Linked DNA regions of Mus musculus: region 2 is linked to region 1. Evidence: chromatin loops called from intact Hi-C (ENCODE). Cell type or tissue: heart. All regions are shown on one strand. Each heading gives the region's core, and the rest is flanking DNA. Links, peaks and the distances in the headings are about the cores only.

The links. Peaks named below come from ENCODE experiments on the same cell type or tissue, not always from the same donor. Only the 100,000 strongest peaks of a DNase experiment are listed, where the experiment ranks them.
Region 2: it touches region 1 in a loop (2.5-fold over the local background); 3 of 42 quality-filtered maps call a loop at or near these places.

What each region holds. Positions count from the first base shown.
Region 1 is chr14:18,165,450-18,168,274 of GRCm38, forward strand. No RefSeq gene overlaps it. Among named protein-coding and RNA genes, the nearest start is that of Nr1d2, 72 kb to the right of the region's middle. In heart, for the core only: a CTCF peak has its summit at 1,798 (motif pointing left); no DNase peak of the experiment used is centred there.
Region 2 is chr14:17,926,342-17,929,166 of GRCm38, forward strand. The region is part of intron 3 of Thrb (thyroid hormone receptor beta); the gene reads left to right. Among named protein-coding and RNA genes, the nearest start is that of Thrb, 270 kb to the left of the region's middle. In heart, for the core only: a CTCF peak has its summit at 1,341; no DNase peak of the experiment used is centred there.

The sequences.
Region 1 (2,825 bases), core at 285-2,784:
GTCTGGGAGAATGCCACAGCCAGGAAGCAGGAGTGGGTAGATTGGTGAGCAGGGGGGAGGGGGGAGGTGATAGGGGGAGAGTTGTTTTCAGAGGGGAAACCAGGAAAGGGGATAAATAAATGTAAATCAAGAAAATATCCAATAAAAAAGAAAGATAAGCTCCAGCTGATGCTCCAACATTAAGCTATCAGAACATGACAACAAACAAAGCTACCACCCAATGGGAAATGCTAATGCTCCATTAGGAGAGTTTGGAAGAAGGATGGGAAAGGAATCAGTTAGAGCTGGGAAGTTCATAAAGGGAACAATAGATGCAGCTGGGAAGATATTAATAAAAGCAAACAGGTTTCTCAGAATGTATGGGAAAGGAGTAAAGAGATTGAAAATATGAAGCAAAGTTGTGATGTTATCTGTACTGTATTCTGTCATCAAGAAATATGACAGAGCTAACCAGGTTCAAGGGGAATAGTCTGTGGTATAACAGCACACACTAGGAGCCCATGCCTGCTTCCCTCTCTGCACCTCTGCATTACACTTCATGCAGTGTTAGGATTTGTTTACTTTTAATCACCCCGTTCAACTGAGACTCATGAGGTTGAGAGCTCAGTCAGGGCTCAGTCCTCTATGAGACGTCTATATCACACTCTTTCTCCCATCACAGGTTCGGAAGAGGTTATGGGAGATTGCTGTGAAATACATATTGTGTTGTGCACATGACAGGAGCAGGGCACTCATAGCACACAGCAACAACATCTCACCCCTAACTGAGGAGGTTTGGCAGGTGATGTCTGCTGAAGAGGAAAGGCCACATTTCTTTGACAGGGTGGCCCCTGGTAAGTTTGCACATGCTCTGGTGGATATCTCCACATCCATGCATATATGGGTAGAACTTATTGAACTTAGTGGGTTATTTTTTAAAAGAAAATTATGACCTGGGAGAGAGATATGAGGAAGGAGAGGAAGGCATTGAAGGGGAGAGTAGAGTAGATATTATTTATTAAAATGCACTGTATACACATATGAAATTTTCAAAGAATATTTTTAAAGAACTGGCTTGCACCCTCAAGTCTGCAGTGCCTACTTCAAGCACAGCCTAAGCAAAAACTCACAAAGGCCTCAGAACTACCAAGTCATTCAGAATACATACAGCCAAAGTTTCCGACTCCAAGATAACTCTGAATCATCTGGAAAATATTGCCAAACATTAATATGACATGAATTGCTTTGGTAGCCACCACAACAACCAGACTTCAGAAGGAAGAAAAGTAAAGCAAGCAAGCAACTCAGCAAAGGCCTTTTATATGCCTCACCCCCAAATCTTCACACAATTAAAAGTATATCTGCACCAAAGGAATAAGAAAGGCTCGGTGAGTAGAGGCCCTCACCGTATGACCGGACCATCTCTGTTCAGCCTCAGGACCCACATAATGGTGGAAGAGGAAGAGCAAATGGAAAACTTCTCAACCTCCACACCCATGCTTTTCCACATGCACAATAACAATAAGAGTAAATAAGAATAAGAAGAAACAATTGACCTTACAACCTATTTGAATTCAAGCTCATGTGGAATAAGGTTTTCTACTTATGCCACAAAAACTCATATTCAAAAAAAAATGTAGGTCTTACTGCAACACAATTTAAAACTCTCAGATTTTTTAATTAATGTTTCATGAACTGAAGATAAGGCTCAGTGGTTAGGAGCACTTGTAGAGGATCAGGGTTTGATTCCTAGCATTCACAGGGCAGCTCACTACCATTTGTAAGTCTATTATGAAGGGATCTGGTGCCCTCTTGTGGCTTCTACTGACATTGCAAGAATGTGAAGCACAGGCATGCATACCATCAAAACACCCATACAGATTAAATAAAAATTTAAAAATTTAAAGTTATATTTTTCACCACAAAAGCTATCTATCTTACAATGTGAAAAGGCTTTCTAAAAATTTAAGTAGAACAACACACACACACCACTTCCAAAAGAGAATCAATGTCACACAGGATTTCAAACCTACAAACCTACAGAGTTATACCCTACAGAGTTATAATTTCCAGGCCATATATAGAAGCTTATCTCACAGATACAGGTTGAAAACTCTTAATATGAGATTAACATAATAATGATACTAAAACCAAAAGGGACTGTGTAAGAGGAAAAATATAAGCCAGTCTCATTGTAAATGCATACAAAGTGCATAATAGAAAATTTAAATAGTCTAAATATTTAAATATGACTAATTCTGGAGGCTGGATCAGACCACCTCTTCTAATCTGCAGAAGTTTCGGAGATACTCAGTAAAGGCCAACTGTACAGCATAAGAAACTGAGTTTGAATTTCCACTATGAGTGGAAAAAGCACGTCATGACAGAAAGATTTAAGTGAGAATGAGGAAGAGGTATGAGAAAAACAGGAGGGTAGGGGAGGGATTCACCAAAACAAAATACGCATGGAAAACCCATGTGGAATTTTCTATCTTATTTACTGGTTAAAATATATAATTTTAAATATAGAAAGTTTGGCCAGAACTACCCTGCATGAGTGGTAGCAGATAATGTTGTTCCTGAACAGAAATGATTATCAACTGAAAATCTCCCTTTCCCATTATTCTCAGTTGCCCACTAGAGCAACCAATAAGATCTTATTGCTACAAGCATCACATACATTGGTTGCAGAACACAGAGAAACCAAGAAGAACTGACCTGGAAACTTCTTCCCTGCTGGTGAGTTTCATAGTGTCAGAAGGCACGCCACGGGGGGAAAAGCCATCCATGCTCTTATCCAGCATTTAACCCTGCAAGCTACCATTCCCACCTTATAGTTATGAAGT
Region 2 (2,825 bases), core at 219-2,718, 240 kb before region 1:
TCTACATTTAACTTCGGAACTATCAAAGATTCATGGACCAAAATGTGTCTGCTGACCAAAATCAACCCATGAGTTCTCAGAGCAGGGCAAGGACTCTCTACCTTCCAGCTTAATTCCAAGCCAATGTCTGACCTCTTAGTTGCTATGGCAGCAGGGAGAATGCCCATACTCCTCTGCACATCATAAAACAGTCTGGCTTTCGGGATTTGTTCATGCCACTCCCCCACCCTAGAATGGACCAAATAGCCAGTCAGTTCCTTTGAGAGTCCATTCTCTAATACACCTGAGAACCCAAAGCAACTGTGATCAAACCATTATCAACAAAGCATCGCACCCTGCCTCCCTACCCATCAGGGCTTGAACTCTTGATTTGACAAAAGATAGAGCACCTGGGCAAACCGGAATGGCTTGCACTGTTGGAATAAGGGCTCAGAATTACACGCCCTCTCCACAGGTTACTTCATGTCAGAAAACACCACTCCCCCTTCTGTTCCACTGACAACAAGGTCAGGTTCTTCTTCACTCGTGTCACCCACTTCCATGCAGAAACCATGAGGTGGGAAATTATTGTGACTCCATCTCAGCCACAGCCTCCACGTGCCCAAGGATCTAAAAGGCAGCCCTGGGCAGAAAGTGTGACAATCTCTGTCTCTGTTCCTACATCTATGTGAAAGCACACAGGCAACAGACAGCAAGTCATAGCACTGCAAACAGGGATGCTGTTCCTGTCGGAGAAAGTCCGAATGGTCTCGTGAGGTACATGGCAATAGCCCTGTATTCCACCATGAGTTGCCCATGAAGATGCTCCCAAAGGAAGAGACTCTAGAGAACCTACATCCTGAGACATAGAAATAGCAATATTTAATGTGAACGTGGATAATATTTGCTTGCTGTGGGAGGCAGATATGTAGTGACCATTCATCCATGTGCCTCTAGAACAAAAATTGGCAATATTGGTTGATTGTTGCATGGTTGGTTGATTGATTAAGGATTCATCTGATCTCTGGTTATAAAAGGTAGTAAATAGATATTCTGCTTCTATAATCCATTCAGTGTCTTGTCATGGGTCCCCCCATCCTGACACTACAGCATGAAGAGACTTCAACTGTACATTACTAAGTAGGCTTGACTGTTTTCTAGTGAAGGTGGAAGGCCAGTTTTGGCGATGGGCTGTCTTTGCTGGTCTTCTCTGTAGAGTCCCCAGGAGGCCTGGAGGATTTCTCTAGCTTCAGCTCACACCAGTGCTGAGCAGAACCTGAAGCTGAAGCTCTGGGCTAGGAACCAGGGCTGCTACTAGACAGAGACTAAGCCAGATCTCCACCTTGCAGGCTGAGCTGCCTCCTAGTGGGAGGGATTGTCCTAACTTCCAGTATGCTTTTTCTCCAGAGACTCAGGCAGCTGCATTCACAAAAAGAGCCTACTCCATAGATAGGCTGTGGGTGTAAATGGGCTCAGATAAGAAAATCATTACAGTAGAGGCTTTTATTTGTGTGTGAAATGAAGCAGTTCTTTTTCTCCCTCCCCTTCACTGCAGGCTCCAGCCATAGCATCATTGGATGCCTAAAGGGAGACCACAGTAAAGACGAAAACCGTTGGAACCATGCTTACTCTAGGTGCATAATTTAAAAACCAAGTATGCATTCTTTCTCTTCAGAAAGCATAACAAGTACCATGGTTGTTAAGCATTAAAGAACATCAATTAACTCTTATGAGAAGACAGCCAGCATTAAACGAGTGGAGTTAGGAATGACGAGTCTTCCTAGCAGCAAGCCAGCATTTCATACAAAGCACTGGTTCTCAACCTTGCTAACTCTGCTACCCTTTAATGCGGTTCCTCACGTGGTGGTGACCTTCAGCTGTAAAATTATTTTTGTTGCTACTTCATAACTATAAATTTGCTACTTTTAAGAATAGTAATATAAAATGATAATAGCAAATATCTAGCATGTGGGATATCTGATATGTGACCCCAGTGAAACGTTTGTTCAATACCACCCCCTCCAAGGGGTTACAACCCACACATTGAGGAGCAGTGGTGTAGAGGCTCTTTTAGCTACAAAGCTTGTGAAATGTGTATTTTGAATGTATTTGATGGAAATGTGTTTGTTTTCTGGAGTTAACATCATCTGTTGGAGCTGGGTCTTGCCAAAACTTCATCTCACTGACTTGCCTAATCTGAAATTAGGACTATATGACATCACTCACTGAATAATTCTTAAAGAGGAAGGTAAGAAAGTACCTTCATAAGATATTTTATTGGTTGGGCAATTAAGCTCTATTTCCAGGTAATCTGAGGGAATGAGCTAGTCATTTATGATACCATAATGAGCTTTATTTTGAGTAAAGCCATGATTCACAGCACAAAGGGATTGGTTCTAAGATGTGAACATTTAGCATTCCTAACAACAAAGCAAAAGCTTTTTGGCCTTATTTAACAAACCAAGAACCTATACACTGTTTCTGAGGCTGCAGCAGCCAAGATTTGTAGCATTTGTGTAGAGCCTCACTTCATGAGACTAGGATGAGCATAAAGTTACTTGGTCTTCCCAGGCCTGTGATATAAACCATACCACTACCATTAGTGCAGACATCTGGGCCTGTGATGTAAGCCACACTATTACAGTCAGTGTAGTACTCCTGGACCTGGGATGTAAGCCACACTCTGACCAGCCCTTGTGATTTCACCAGCACTTCTTCCTCCTGGCTGCTTGTTCCTTCCACCTCATCAGCATCTTGTTTTCTTTATCTGATTCCCTTTATGATCATTATTACTGAGGGTCCCAGCACAGGGCTGCTGCAGTGATACCCTGGGCTTACAACAGTGG